2 separate regions of the Homo sapiens genome follow, and region 1 is linked to region 2. A link is a loop called in an ENCODE intact Hi-C map of the cell type or tissue named here. Cell type or tissue: heart left ventricle. All regions are shown on one strand. Links, peaks and the distances in the headings refer to the core of each region. The heading gives the core; the rest is flanking DNA.

Region 1 (8,340 bases), core at 319-8,318, 120 kb before region 2:
TTAAACATCCCTGTCTGACAGGTGTGCAGAGAGCAGTGGTTCTCCCAGCACAGTGTTCGAGCTCCAATAACAGTCTCCTCAAGTGGGTCTCTGAACCCCCTGTAGCCTGACTGGGAGACACCTGCCAGAGACAAGATTAGAGAAAAAAGAGTGAAAAGAAATGAACAAAGCCTCCAAGACATATTGGACTATGTGAAAAGACCAAATGAAAAGACCAAATCTACGTTTGATTGGTGTACCTGAAATTGATGGGGAGAATGGAACCAAGTTAGAAAACACTCTTCAAGATATTAGCCAGTAGAACTTTCCCAACCTAGCAAGGCAGGCCAACTTTCAAATTCAGGAAATACAGAGAGTACCACAAAGATACTCCTCAAAAACAACAATCCCAAGACACAATTTAATTGTCAGATTCACCAGTGTTGAAATGAAGGAAAAAATCTTAAGGGCAGCCAGAGAGAAAGGTTGGGTTACCCACAAAGGGAAGCCCATCAGACTAACAGCAGATCTCTCGGCAGAAACCCTACAAGCCAGATGAGAGTGGGGGCCAATATTCAACATTCTTAAAAAAAAGAATTTTCAACCAAGAATTTCATATCCAGCCAAACTAAGCTTCATAAGTGAAGGAGAAAATGTCATCTGTCACCGACAATGAATGCGATATGTTAAGTGAACAGCAGAGTCAGTAATTTCTATAGGTGAGAAGAAAGATTACATGAGATTTAGAGTGACAGGAAAAAATTCATAGGAAATAAAAAAAAAAACCTGGCCTTGACTTGGGTGACAGGTAGACTTTGGCCAGGTGAAAAGGAAGGGAAGGAGAAATATTTTTGAGAGGAGCACTAATGAAAAAAAAAAGATGCAGAGGTAGAAATTGTTAATTCATTCAAAATAGGGATCATTAAGTTATTATAATGTCCAAGATGCTATGATAACTTTCATGGATACAAAATTGAATTAACCATACTCCGTACCCTTACAGAGTGCACATCTAGTTAGAGGACACAATTATAACTACCAGTACTACAGTACAGGTTCTCCAAAGTGAGGGGCAGACTTTCCAGGAAATGTGGAAGATGATCTTTTGGTACACAGAATAAAATAATAGATTTTCCAGTTACATTGTTTTTTAATTTTTATCATTTTAAATTTGTATATGTTTTATGTATAAAATGCAGTACTATATAGTATGCTTACATAATTTAAAAATAAGAATACATATTTTAGTGATGAGTGCTCAGAAATATTTGCTGATAATAGAGCAAGACCAAAAACTACTGTCATGGACTGGATGTCCAGGTCATGTTACACATGCCACACTGGTAGTGTAAAAAAATCCTCTGAGAGCCAGACTCCTGAAGTGGGGGAACATCCACAGGGTGCTGGAGGAGAGGGTGAGGAGGAAGGGATGGAGAGCAATGGATATAGATCAGAGACTGGGACGACATTTAGAAGGTCATGAGTAGCTTAATCTCACAAAAGCCTACAGGTCTTATAGATGATATGCGACTACTAAACCAGGCTGCCTTTCTGACAGTGCAAAGATAAATTGTCATCTGTAGAGGAGTCAGTCATACCTCATTCAAAAATGCTGTAGAAATTGTAGCTAGATAATTAGCCCATAAGAAGGCCAATTTTTTTTTACAAGTTCTTTGATTCTAAACTAGGTATAAGAGTCCCACCCGTTACCGTAAGTTAAACCTTCATGATTCATATCCTTTTGAAGCTTCTATCCACAAACTGTAATATTCTCTATTCAAGAAAGAAGACTTCCATTAAGAAACCCATAAGGCTGAAGTCCTCTAGCCTGTTACTTCCAAATAAGCTACACTCTGAACAGAAGACACTGCCAAGGTTAAATCATTCCTACTGTCTACCAAAGCCCCCTTAACTTGTCAGAGAAAAGACTACACACACATTAATGCTCAATCTTTATACTCAATTTAGCTCTTCTCCAGTAGAAAGTCAAGTTCCTTGTTTCTCTGATTTAGCCCTGATATGAATATGGATGAAAATCAATTTACAAAACACTGCATCCAAGCCCAGAGGAAACACTGCTAAATACCTTTATTTTGTTACTCTGAAATATGAGAAGCGCTAGAAATAAACCCTAGTGACAGAAGGAGCTCATATAGTTGGAGATGCCATTGTATGGCAGAACATCATAGGATTACTGTAATTATGTTGCACTAATATACTACTGAGTTTTAGGACACAGAAACAAATCCATGTCACTTGTGGCTGCTGTTTTGCATAGTTGCTAATGTATTAAATTTATTCTATTTATTGTGTTTTAATTTTAACCATAACCTACAGGCCTCATAAGTACAATTAGAATACAGACTATCACTAAAGAGAAGATTGTTTTATCAGCTACAATCCAATGAGATTCTACTGGCTGCCAGAGAAGAAAAGAAATTCCTCTTCTAAGTAGGCTACTAATTAGCTGTGACCTCAGTAAGCAAAATGCCAACAGAAAGAGAAAACTTCAGATTATTCTAGAAAGAGCCCGTGAATTTCCAGGGTCTTCCATGAAAGGACAATATTTCCTAAAATCAGTGAAATGGTAATAAATCTCTGGCCATCACTGTAACATGGCTAAAACTTTTCCACACATAAGTCTAAGAGTTCTGCTAAGACTCTTCACCATTGCACCCAATGAAGAGCACTCTGAGTGTCATCAGAGTTTCCTGTAAGAATGGAAGTTGTTCCAGTGGACTGATTCCATTTCTCAATGTCAAACTAGAGTGAACTAGTAAAACCACAATGGAGAAAGTAGAGAATAGCACAAACTCTAGAGTTCAGAGCTGAATCAGAGATGCTTCAAATTGGTTATGTAAAATGGGACCCTATAATTAGAAAAAACATACAGCTAGAAGGGTTATTTAATCCAAATTAAACAAAGTGAATCATCTTTCAAGTTTAGCTAGTTAGCATTCTCTATAGATGTAAATTTTAAAAAAATAAGAAAAAAATACATACATTTCTAAATGCTTTTACCATATTGACCCCAGAAATAAGATCTGGAAAGAGCCATTCATTCTTTCCCTCAATTTAAATATCACTTTTGCTTCATTTATCACCTGCTGAAATTTCTTAAATGTCTTCCACTAAGTGATAACATAGGAATCCATTACTGCTTCTCAAAGAGAGCCAGACCACCCTAATAATCCACTAGAGGATTCAGAAGTTATGTTTAATCAAATGTATGCTCATCTGGAAAAGTTCTGAGTTCTGCATTAGAGCACATAATAAATAATAGGCTAGAATTTGGCATTTTTCTTAGTGGAGTTTTAATACTGTAATTTCCTTTTTCCTTCTAGCCTCAAAGCAGTTTCTTATACTATAGGATGACAATCTAGGTTTGAGGGCTACAACTTTCTAAGCTAGTTGCACAATTACTAGCTATTTCAAAAGAGCCATAATTTATATTAACTAAGAAGGAGGAACAGATGAATTGATAGATGAGAGTAGAGATGGATGATTAAATCTGATGAGAAGCAAGACAGGTTGTGCTCTTAACCAGCAGATGAACACCCAAAAACTCATTATGTACATACCAATGATTGTAATTGTTAATAATGTGTATTTGACAACAAATAATCATTCAGCCTTAATTTTTTCCTGTTAAGATAAAACTTAACCCCCACTTAAATGGAACATATCAGAAACATAGAGTGGTTTAAAATTTCCAAAAATACATCCCCCAGACACCATCGTGTGGGGAATTATATTATAACTAGTTCACGGGAAAATGTAATGTCCTCTCAGCTATGGGATGATAAAAAAATCCAATGTAGGCTATTAATAGTAAATGTGTACTGTACATGGAATCTACGAGCTGAAAATATCTTTGGAGGTAATCTAGTCTAAAGTCCCACCCAGTGCAGGAATTCCCAGTAAAACATCCTGGACAGATGGTTATCCTGTCTGTCTACACCTACCAGTGATCAGGAAATATCTTAGAAGGCAACTCATTCAGGGCGGAACAGTTTCAATTTTTGCAAAATTTTCTTTTTAGTGAGATGTGCTGCTTTGTAACTCGTTGGTTACCTACCAGGGTACTAAATCTGTGAAAATGTTTTTTAAGAGACCCTGGCTCATAAAATCATAGTGATTGCCACTTTCTTTCAAGTATACTTTACCCATTAGATATGAGGACAACAACAAAATGGGAGAGTCAAAAAAGATTCTGATATCAAAGTTACGATGCAAAAACATTTGAAACTCTTGTAAAGCATGTTGCTGTGGCATTTAACAGGGATAAATTCAAGGCTCTAACACAATTCAATACACTGATTGCATAAGAAGTGATAGAGCAGATCTGACTTTGGCAGAAACACATGTAAAACTCTGCTTCTCTTTCTACTCAAACTTCAAATACTGAGGCTATCCCTAATTAAAAATAATTAATGAGAAACTATATGTGAGTCAGTAGTGAGACATGGCTAAAAACATCTGAATAATCTTAGCTTAATATTAATAGAAACTTAATTTTCTTGAAGGAACGATGTGAGATTGCCTTTCATTTTTTTTTTTTTTTGTCACGGCCAAAACACATCTTTGAACTCGCCTACAGGTCTGTCTTAGTCCATTTTCTGTTGCTTATAACAGAATACTTGAAACTGGGTCATTTATAAAGGAAATAAATGTGTTTCTTACAGTTATGGAGCCTGGGAAGTCCAAGTTTAAGGGGGTGCTTGTGGTGAGAGCCTTCCTGCTGGAGGGGACTCTAGCATCCTAAGACAGTGCCTGGTGAGGGGGCTGAGTGCGCTAACATGCTAGCTCAGGTCTCTCCTTCTCTTCTTATAAAGCCACCAGATCCCTTCCCATGATATCCCATCAATCTATCAACCCATTAATCCATGAATGAGTTAATCCATTCATGAGGTCAGAGCCCTCAAGACCCAATCACTTCTTAAAGGCCCTACCTCTCAATACTGCCATGTTGGGGATTAAGTTTCAACATGAGTTTTGGAGGAGGCATTCAAGACATAGCAAGGTCTTTGGACAAACTGAATATGTCCAAAAGTGATCAGGATAGCAAAGGATCTGAAAACCATGTCAGAAAAGAAAAGGAAACTGTGGTTAAGGAAGACTAAAGATTGTGCTATGGAAGAAGAGTTAGCCTCAGAAACAGAGAAACAAGGACATGTGAAAATTACAGGGAGTCACATTTCAGCTCACTACAAGAGAGGACTTTCTCAGACAGAGACTGGAAGACTGTTTAATCAAGCATGAGACCTCCAATATTAGTGGTCCTCTATCGGATGTCCTTATGATAGAAACATGATTGAAGAAAAGCAAGCCCTGAAAACAGAATCAAATGTTTATTCAATGCCTATACTTGCCAGCTCCTGGGTGTCCAGGATTTACTGAACAGAACAGACATGAGTGCTGTGCTCACAGGTTTACTGTCTAATTAGAAAGCGGTTGAACTAAGAATCTTTAAAATTTCCTGGTAGCTTTGAGATTCTATGATACTATTAGTCTAAAAGTCCTCTATAATAGAGTTGGGAAAATGTGTCGTATATGACTTCATAAAACACTTTGGAGGAGAAAATCTTTTTATTACATTAGATTCTTTTTTTTTAACATTGGATCTTTAATGCAACATTTTCTGAGCACATGTTATGTTCTGGGTACTGAGGCACCGCCGTGAAGAATAACCTACCCTAAAGGAGGTCACTGTCATCTTCACCTCCCTTTCAAACCTCGTTCTCTTCTCTATTTTGGCCAGTTCAGAGTCCCACTGAATAAGACAACTGCATAATTTATCTTCCAAATCAGGACATTTTTTGAAAGTGATAAGGGTGCTATTAATAATTGTACCAGGACAACAGGTGTAAAAAGGGACTTTCCAGACAAATAAAGACATCTGGTCACACTATTAATATACCCTAAATCTTCTTTGAAGTTGAATGTGCAGACTGGGCATCAATTGCTTTGTCAACCCAGCTCTTTCGACCCTTTTTTTCTGTAGAGTGCTCCTCTCTACTTTGCCCATTCCAGAAGTGTGATTCCTGGTCGCTCTTCAGCCACCACAGGTGGTACCAGGCCCAATCAAGTCTGTCCCTGAGGTATTTTTAGAACTGGCTCTCCCTAATGGTAAGATACAAACTTGGGTACTATTGGTGAGGAAGTGGTTTATGTAGAGAGAATGAAGTTAACATGAAGAAAAGAAGAGGTGAGGAGAAATTGAGAAAGAGGATCCTGGCAGGACTTGACTCGAGTTTCCATTTTCCTGATGATTACCTGCATATCATCGTTTGTTATTTCATTGTTCAATCTTTTAACTATATGAGATATATCATATTCTTCCAATATTGTTCCCTTTTTACTTTAGCTAGTTTGAGTTGGGTTTATGATACTTTCAATCCAAATTGCACTGACTAACCCAAGATGCAAAGAAATGATTTAAGTAGAAAAGGTGGCTCCCAAAAAGCTTCCGTCATTTGACAGAAACCTGTAAGTTTGGCCCTATTCTAGTAATATATTTAAGTAAGTCTGGGGCTTCGTGTCAATTCACCTATGCTCTTCACTGACCCCCAACCTTGAACATCTGTTTGATAAATGTGCTCTCTCCTGGTCTGAGACCAGCCTCATCTTTGCCACCAACTTGTGTTGTTGGGCATCTTTCTTGGTCCTTGTTCCTGAGTGTCTGTTTTGGTAAGTTGTACCTATCACAGGTCCCTCATAGGTTAGGGTCCCTCCTTGATTTTTTCAATCCACAGGACTGACTCCTTCAGCTGTAGATGTGGCCTTGTTACCTGCAGAGGATGCTTCTTGGTCCTTATTGTACTTGCCCTCTGTGCAGCATTAACACTGCTGCTCAGATATTCTTTCTTGTCTTTACTTCTATGACATTAATTTATTCCCATTCTCATCCTACTTCTGTAAGTACTTCTCGATGTGTTCTCATACCACTTCTACTTTTGTCTGCTGCCAAAACTTTAGTGATCTAGGAGAGTCTGCTTATTCCCTCTTTTCCTCTAAATATTCTTCTTAGACAATTTAATTGAATCTTATGACATCAACCACCAACAACAGGCTGATGACTCTCGATCCTGTTTTTCCAAGCCAGTTCTTTCTTGAGCTCTTGATTCATAAATCCAACTGTCTATTGGACATCGTCCACTGGGTGGCCCATTAAGTGCCTCAAACTGAAAGCATCGAAAACTGAACTTGCCTTTTCCACAACACTGTTCCATTTCTGATGTCCACACTAGCAGCTAAAACAGAAACCATTCTAGCTCCTTCCACTTCCTGGAATACAGTTCAGAAGTCACTTTGCCCTCTTAATTCTACCTCCTAATAATTATTGAAGCTGTCCCTATCAATTCTCACTGCCAATGCCTTACTTCTTCTCCCTTCTCTTAGTTCCTTCTCCCTTTTTTCTTTTATTATTTCAATGGTATCTTAAATGGTTTTTATTCATCCAGGCCAGCCGTCTTAAATAAACTTTCTTTGTGCTACTATCATAGTATTTCTAGAATACTCTCAAATTCAAAATTCTCCAGTGACTATTATCTACAAAGCAATGTACAAACTCCTCAGTAAGGCCTGAGAAGTAAGGCCTGAGAAGTCACTCTAGATCTGGCCCAGCCACACTCCCTAGACCCTTGTTCAAACACTCTACCAGCCAGCAATGGAAGGGCATCCACACTGGACAGTTGGCCTTTTTCTTAATGGCCATGCCATATTGTCCTATTTAGCTTCTTGACGAGAATGTTTTATTCATCTTTGTCCAGTGAAGATTTGACACGAAGATTTTTCAATACATGCGCTTGATGGAACCTCTGAACTTTCTATTTGGTTACTCATCACTGTGTCTTAGTGACCCAATGGGACCTTCCACAACTCTATCATTCACAGAGTGGAGGAAGGTCCCAATTGCTGATAGTTGCCCCAGGATCCCCTGTGCTTCTCAAATTAAGTCCTTCAGCAAGCATTGCTCCAGAACTTTACCCAGTTTCTTGCCTACTGCTGTTGTCAGTCTAGTTTGAAACCAGCTTCTTCCTAGTGAGGTCTAAGTAATGGGGAAAGGCTTGACATAGGTCCTAAGAAGTGTCATGAATCCATGTCAGATGATATAAGGAAAAGTAGGGGAGGGAGACTCATCTGAAGGCAACTGTGTGTCAGGATTTGTGCTAGAATGTCTCCATATGTTATTTGACCTAATCCTCTCAGAAACCCTGTGGAATAGACATTACAATTTCCATTTTAAAGAGGTTCAGTGAGGTTCCATAATCTACATAAGGTCACCTAGTTGTTAATTGGCAGAACAGACGATCAATCCAAGCCTGCTTGCTCTACAGCTTATATAATTCCTACATGCCA
Region 2 (8,340 bases), core at 204-8,203:
GAGATCTGATGGTTTTAAAAAGAGGAGTTCCCTGCACAAGCTCCCTCTGTCTGCCTGCTGCCATCCACATAAGATGTGACTTGCTACTCCTTGCCTTCCTCCATGATTGCGAGGCCTCCCCAGCCATGTGCATCTGTAAGTCCATTAAACCTCTTTTCTTCCCAGTCTTGGGTATGTCTTTATCAGCAGTGTGAAAATGGACTAATACAAACAGCATCCTTACAACCTCATTTAACCTTAATTACTTCCCTAAAGGCCCTATCTCCAAATACAGACACATTGGGGGTTAGGCTTCAACATATGAGTTCTGGGAAAACACAATGCAGTCAAAACATCATGCAACCTAACCTGTTCACATATTCTGAGGATAAGGACATGGACATCTTTGGCCAAGCCATTGTTCTGTCTGCTGTGATGCTGTACTTTGAATTGCAAACCCCTGATGGTGATATGCTCGAGGTCAAATGAGGGAATCATGGTAAGTCTGAGCTCAGACTGGGTGAGCAGGAGGAGGAGAAAGACACTGTGTAGGACAGCTGCTCTTTTGCCTTTTTTCCCAAAGTGGTTATAATAGAAGCTTGGGCCACTTCCAAACAGAGAGCCAACCTTCCTCTCTGGCACTGGTTCACAGAATAGCAACATGAGCGCTTAATCAGAGTAAAAGGTGGAAGTGGCCATGGTGTCAGGGCCTCTAAACCATGGGATTATCAAAATAGCAGCACTGTGGTGGCTCGCAGGTGCCCAGAAGTTAATCTGAACACTATTAAATAGTGTGTGCTAAGCAGATCCTGGTCAGGGGCCTGGGAGTCAAGTACTCCATCCTTGGTTTTAAAATTCTCATTTCAAAATATCAGGATGCATGGATCAGACAAGAAATAAGCGCAATGTACTATTTATTGTAAGGGAGCATGTCTTGAAAAAAGTCCAGAGAGAAGCTGATTCCCAGAGTGGGAAAAACCTCTCATCTTTATGTTCCCTTTTTATCATTCATGAAGGTCACTGGGCTAATCAGCCCATTACTCATCATTTGTGCGTCAGGACACACAAGAATGTAGCCATCTTGATAAAAGGCCTCACTGCTCTCAAAAGGAAATAATTAGCCTAGAGGGTAAGAGACTTGCAGATTCCAAACCTAAAAGGAGATAGGGAGTATCTGAAATAGGAAAACAACTCAACTGCAGCTCCCTTCTACCTTGTCATCCCAGGGAGGCCACCTCTTACTGCTGGCCAGAGGGCTTGTTAATGATGTTTACCCAGAAGTAGCTACCATTCTGATATCACCCAAAAGATCAAGCACTGAAAGTATAAAAGAAAGGAGACTAAGATGATTAAGAAATACTTGCTGTCCTTTTCCCATACCACTGAAGGCATACACACATATGGACAAATATCACATTAAAGAACAAATTAGTAAATTATACTATGGCCGAGTGTGACAGCTCATGCCTATAATCCCAGTACTTTGGGAGGCTGAGGCAGGCGGATCACTTGAGGTCAAGAGTTTGAGACCAGCCTTGCCAACATGGTGAAACTCCGTCTCTACTAAAAGTACAAAAATCAGCCGGACATGTTGCCACATGCTTATAGTCCAAGCTACTTGGGAGGTTGAGCCAGGAGAATCGCTTAAACTCGGGAGGTGGAGGTTGCAGTGAGCCGAGGTCTTGCCACTGCACTCCAGAATGGGTGACAGAGCGAGACTCCATCTCAATAATAATAATAATAATAATAATAATAATAATAATAGGAAGAAGAAGAAGAAGAAGAAGAAGAAGAAGAAGAAGATACAAAAGCATCTGTGCTCTTCATATTATACAGGTTTGTAAAGGAAAAACCCAACAACCTATACATTAACTGAGATCTAGTCTCAGCCATATCCTGAAAACAATGTCCATGTGTCAAGACAAGAATTGAAGCAATGCACACTGAAATAGAAGTCTATTATTCAACCACTAAACTGCCCCTTCCTATGCCTATGGAATTTGCTAATTAGCAATAAGACATTGTTAATCAATTATAGCGTTGTTTTCTGCTGAACCCTGAGGAAACTGCATAATCCTAAGGCAGGGTTCTAGGCAGCCACTACCAAGCATTCAAGGTTGGCACTAGAAATGATACCTATTTGCCTTCCTGGCATATAACATTTCTAATTTCTCCCTCTCCACTGGCTTCTTCTTTACTTCCTCCAACACACATAAGCCTTTATATTCAATAACAAACAGTTGTGGAATGCCTACTGCATGCCAGTGCTGTTTAAGGCAATAGGAAATACAGAGGTAACAAGAACTAGCATAATGTAACTTACACTTATTGAGGGAGACAGACAATAAACAATCATTAAACAGATAAATAAGGTTTTTCCAGACACTGATCAGTGTCTTTTGTAAGACACTTAAAAAAAAAATAAACAGGGTAACGTGACAGAGAAGGACTAGGGGTGGGGGAAATGGGCACTGGTAGAGTGGCCAAGGAAGTACTATCTAAGCAGATAGTGTCAGATCTAAGTGATAAACAGTAAGACACCAACCACACAAGGAGAGAGCGCAGAGGGGTTTCAGCAGAGGGAGCAGGAAGTACTAATGTCCTGAGGCAGGAATGAGACAGACATTCAGGAAACACACAGAAAACAGATGTGGCTGGAATGCACTGAGCCAGGGAAGAATGGAACCAAATGACGTTGGAAAGAAGCAGGAGCCCAATCGCAAAGGGCTTTGAAGGACATGTCAAGGAAATTACCCATGTTATCCTTAGTGTGATGAGAGGTCAGTGGAGAGTTTAAGTAGAAGAAAGTACTAGACTGATTACTTTTGCCTACCTGGAAAAAATACTCACTTGCTCCACCTTTGCTCATCATCTTTCTCTCCATCTCCCCACATTCACGGCCGACGTTCATGAGCGGGCCTGTACCCACCACACCATTTCCTCACCACCAGCCTCCAGGCACTGGGTAATACGTTCCATTTCCTGCACTCTCTCCAAAACTCCTTCTCAAAGCCATCTCAAAGATGCCTTCCTTTGTGCACATCTCTCTTGAACCACCCTCCCCAAGCAATTTACTCACTCACAAACTTTTACTGAGGCCCTGTTTTGTCCCAAACTTTATGTCAGTCCCTGGGGATCGTCCCTTTATGTCAGCAAGAAAGACAGTCCCTGGCCCTCAAGGAACCCAAAGTGTGATAATTAAACCAGCCTGACCACTCAATTCTAAGGTCTAGAAAGTAGTCACTGAGATGAACATGGGAGATGGCAGGATCCTCTCAGTTCATCTGATGAAGGCTGAGTGAGGGAGACAGGCAGGGCAGAGGGAGGAAGCACAGCTACTTGAGACATGGGGACAGCAGGAGTGAGCCAGGCCAAGGAGAGGGCCATATTCCAAGTTGGTGGAAACCAGAAGTGAGAAAGTACCTGGCAAATGTAGGAACTGGTTCACATGGTTCAATAGGCCAGGAAGCAAATTTCCTCCCTATTATTAAAGTGCTCTGTTTACTTAGTCCATAGCAGTTTTCTTTTGGTTTTATTCATTCCTTACAAATGTTTTTCTTTATAATAATGTATTGAGTTTTTAAATATATTTTTAAAATATGGTTATTGTGAAAACTGATGAAAAATATATAAGAAAATTAAAATTAGTATCAGCTACCTGTTAATACTTTGCTGTATTTCTTTCTAATTCTTTTCCCAATGCCATCTCTGCCTCTGCCTTTGCCTGCTTTGGTAGGGAGGACATTCACTTGTGTGCCCCCCTTTTTTTCTTTAATATTACACTGTAAACATGTTGTTCATAATTGATATAATTTATTAAGCAAACCTCTGTTAATAGATACAAGGTTTTTTTCTAAGTTTGTGCTAGTAGATATGATTATTCTTGTACATAACTCTTTGTTTACATCATGGATTCTGATACCAATTTCTGGAAGTAGAATCAACAGGTAAAAATGAATGAGCATTTCTAAAGCTCTTGGTACAGATTACCAAGTGCCCTCCAGAAAGGCTCTGCTAATTATGCCCCAGCAGCATCAAACGAGTGCTTTATATCACTCCACACCCTTGCTAGCAATAAAAATGGTTGTTTAATTAATTGTTGATATTTTGTGGGTTAAAAATAAACTCATGGCTTTAATTTTTATTACTTTGATTTATAATTTATAATTTTTTTGGTCCATTTATGTTGCTCATGTAAATTTTTTGAAGGTATTATTGTCTCTTTTTTCCACTGGAATATTAGCATTTTTCTTACTGGTTTTAAATGTCCTTTATAGATTAATTACATTGCATCTGTAATTTTTACGTAGTCACGCTGTAAAAACACTTTTTTTCAGCCTACATTATTTCAATTACAAAAATAGCAACACAAATGGTATCCTCAGAATCCTGCGTAGCCTTATCCCCACCTCACTTCACTTCTTAAACAGAACTTCTGGTGGAGGACCATTCTTCCATCAAATGATCTCTCTCAACTCCTCCCAGATGGTTAGAAGTCCTCTGTCTCATAGAGTGGCACCATCTCCATATGGCTCCCCTCCAGTTTTTCTCCATAGGAAACCAGAATGATTTTTTTTTTGTTTTTTTTTTAATTTATTGTACATGCATCAATGGCTTCCTGGTGTAATCAGAATAAATTCCCAGCTCCTCCAAATGGTCTGTGTGGCCTTCTCCAAGGTCCGGCATTGCATTTCTGTCCCTCCTTATCCTGCACGAGCTTTCCCCTGGCTCACCAAACTCCAGACTTGGCAAGCCTCCACCCCGTGCTCTGGCCTGCTCTTCAGCTCCTTCCTCCTTCAGAACACCACATCCACGCCACTATGCCAGAGCGGCCTTTGCTGACTTCCCAGTCTGTTATTCTTTCTCACGAATCTAGCTGCTTCTTCTCATGCTGGGCACTGCTTACAAACTATAAACATTTTATGATTGTCTGGTTAACAAGTACCTCCCTTACTAACATGGTATCTTCATACATCACTTGCTTTTTGTTTTTCTTTTCTTTTTTTTTTTTTTGCCAGTGTGTGCCCAATGGGAAGGATGGAGGGAAACAGGGGAGAGGATTCTGCTGCCTTCTCAACTCAGTTCTACTCACCTTGCAGTTAGCAGAGAGATTGCCAGTGTTACCTTTTGGTAAGGGTGATCTTGCTCAACCTCAGCTTAAAGAGGACTTTGTAGGGGCAGTGACATCTGGTCTGGGCTGAATCTCACAGGATGAGGCAGAGATTGGCAAATGCACTCTAGACAGAGACAGCACATGTGTTGTGGCTACAACAACATGGCACATTTGAGAAAAACCACAGGACAAGGCCTACCTTCCGAAGAAATTATTCTCCCTTCTTCACACTGCCACAAACCCAGTCTCTTTGCCCATCCTTTGCATTATGCCAAAAATTATACACGTAGGTGCTCAGTAAATACTGGATGACATACGAATGAATGATTCATGACATCCCTCAGTTAAAGCAATTTGCTTCTCCTAGAATATCCTTTTTCTCTCTCTCAATCTGAATTCCATCAAGTCCTGGCTGGAGACCCACCTTCTGAAAGCTATTATTATCCAAGAGCAACACAAATGACCTGCACTTATTCTGAATTTCATCTTTCAATGTTCTAAACTTAATATTTTCTGTCCAATCTTGTCTTCCTAATTAAACATAATGTCCTCAAAGGCAGGGATTGATCTCCTCCTTCTCCTCCTCTTTCACTTTTTATAATTTTTTTTTTGTTTTGGTAAACTCAAATATGCCAAATCCAAATATACCATCTTAGAGAGTAAAAGTTTAATTTCTATGAAAGGAAGGGAAGAAGAAAGGCAGGGAGGGGGAGAGGGAGTTTGCCTTGCTTGCTCTTGAGCTCCTTCCTCCTTCAGAACACCACATTCAGCCACTAGGCCACAGCAGCCTTTGCTGACCTCCTAGTCTGTTTTTCTTTCTCACGAATCTAGTTGCCTCCCTCTCCCCCTCCCTCCCTTCTTCCCTTCATTCATTTTAGTCTTAATATAAAAACTTAATATGTAAAATCCCCCCACCCCATTTTTATAATCTTTTTAAAATTTAAAATTTCCTGAAAAGAATTTGAATGAATGAATAAACAAGATTCTACTCAAAGGCTTCAAATCTTCAGCAAAAGATAGTATACCAGTGCTTCATACTTTGTAACCAAAGGCATTAATTTGCAACCCTTTCTTTTCTTAAACAAGTAAGATACTGTGATTCCTTTTGATGCAATGTAGCAAACCAGACACAAATAGCAACAACAACTTTTCAGACACAAAGAGACATCACTGTTATTTCTACCTTAATGCAGATGGGCCTGGACTTATGAAAGGGCTACTTCCTGATAAACCCATCCGAAGTTGAAAATGTTGTAAACTGAAAGTGCATTCAATACCAGATAAACCCATCACAAACTCAAAACATTTTAAGTTGACCTATTGTAAATCAGAGAGCATCTGTTTTTCTGTATCCTTATGAGCCCTCAAATCCATTTTCTTTAAATGTCCATCCCCATCCTGTGGGCCAGTCTGCCATATCTTGCAAACACTTCCAGTTGGGCTTCCTTCATCTACTCTTACCCTTCTCAGTACTTTCCTATAAAGACAGCCAGGAAGAGCCAATCTGCTCATGGCATTTCCTCCTCAAAAATCTCTTGGTGGCTTCCTTACTTATAGGGTAAGGACCAAAATCCTTAATAGCACCTACAGGGCTTGGCATGTTCTGGTTCACCTCATCACTTTCGTTTCACACCAAATTCTCTCATTCTCTGGGCTCTGGCCAAGTGGCCCTGCCTTCAGTTGTTCACCTTATTTCCTCTAGCTAGCTACAGGGTCTCTATTCATGCTCTTTGTTCCTCAGCTCAAAAGCTATTTGTTTCCTGGGGAAGCCATCTTTGATCCATACAACATTGCACACACACTCAGCACAACATGCTTTTTCTTCACAGCACTTACTACTTTGCAACTATGCAAAGTATTTGTTGTATAAAATATGTATTTGTTCATATAATTACCCATGTAATGTCTGCCTTCCCAACCAGTCTAAAAACTCCCTGAAAAAGGCACTGTGTGTTTTGTTCAGCATTATATATCCCTAGTGCCTACAAGATTCTGGGCTGTAGGAGGCTTATTTAATAAATATTTGACAAATAAATGCCATCTGCATTTTCTATATATATATTTAAAGCTACCCTAGCCAAAATTCTGATAAACTCAATTTTACAGACAAGGGAAATTAAGTAGGGTATTCCTCTTCAGATAAAAAGATGACAAATTCGCCCAAATGTACTCATACATTTATTTGCTGCTGGTCCACATAAATTGCTTATAATTAGTTACATTTCTCCCAAAACAATTGAAAACAATTCAGTAAGCTTTACTTAAATGATTTGGGGCTTTTCATGGGCTTTTGCTTTGCAAATAGCATACTTCATTTTTACAAATGAAGAAATAGCCTTAATATATAAAACTCCTCAAACTTAGGAGGGGAGATAAATTGGGATAAAAAGCAAGGAAAGACACAATATTTTAGTTTGTAAAATTGGTTTATTTACAAATTGGTATTTTAAAATTGTATTTGAAATTTTTATTTTTATATATTTCCCTGGCAGGCATTCTATATTTTCTTAAATATGGAGGCAAAGGATAGGAAACCTGAGTAAATTTAAGAGATTTACCTGCTGCTACAGTCAGTAAAATTTAACTTTTAATCCCTGAGTATCAGTAAAGTGTCAAAAATAGTATTTTCATACTTTCAAATGTAAAAAAAAATTTAAGAACACAGAAAATAAAGAATGAAGCTACTATAATTAGCCTCTCCACAAATAACAATGAGAAGTCACTCTCTTACAAATTAACTGAGGGTGTGTGCACATGCATTAAGTTATTAGGTGCACTTAGACACTACGATGCTCTAGTCCTCAACTTTTTAGTTTGTCCCATTTGAAAAATATTCCTGGAAACTGATATGTAACTTAAATAATAGAAATGCCCATTGCTAGCTCAACTTCCCCCCCTTTCTAAACTTTTGTGTTTTATGTATTATGGATTTTCCCTTACTGTCCAAGACCAAAATTACCTGATTACAACCTAAGCCTCAAACTGCAATGTTTTTGTAGTCAACTTTGGAGCAAGTCACTTCAGTTTCCTCAAGTATCAAATGAGGATAATTATAGCTCATAGGGATGTATAAGGATAAACTGATGTTCATCCAACATCATGAAATCTCCAAGGAGCTTTCTATGTAAGGGGTAATGCTCTTCTGGAACATGTGATACAATCATAATATATTCTTGCTGCTCCTTAACGACAGATGACTTAATACTCCTAAAATGTCAGCTTTCTTCAGAAGAGTTAATATTAACTCA

What was found. A loop is a pair of places that touch in the nucleus more often than their neighbours do. Peaks named below come from ENCODE experiments on the same cell type or tissue, not always from the same donor. Only the 100,000 strongest peaks of a DNase experiment are listed, where the experiment ranks them.
Region 1: a loop joins it to region 2, with 2.3 times the contacts of the local background. A loop is called at or near these places in 12 of 110 quality-filtered maps.

Annotation. Positions count from the first base shown.
Region 1 is chr12:67,783,846-67,792,185 of GRCh38, reverse strand. No RefSeq gene overlaps it. Among named protein-coding and RNA genes, the nearest start is that of LINC02421, 59 kb to the right of the region's middle. In heart left ventricle, for the core only: a CTCF peak has its summit at 3,700; no DNase peak of the experiment used is centred there; H3K27ac peaks cover 925 bases.
Region 2 is chr12:67,664,324-67,672,663 of GRCh38, reverse strand. DYRK2 (dual specificity tyrosine phosphorylation regulated kinase 2) reads right to left here. Exons shown (of 3, transcript NM_006482.3): 3 at 7,258-8,340. LOC105369816 (a long non-coding RNA gene) reads right to left here and starts at 1,744. Exons shown (of 3, transcript XR_945052.3): 1 at 1-1,744. In heart left ventricle, for the core only: no CTCF peak of the experiment used is centred there; a DNase peak (open chromatin) is centred at 4,763; H3K27ac peaks cover 1,432 bases.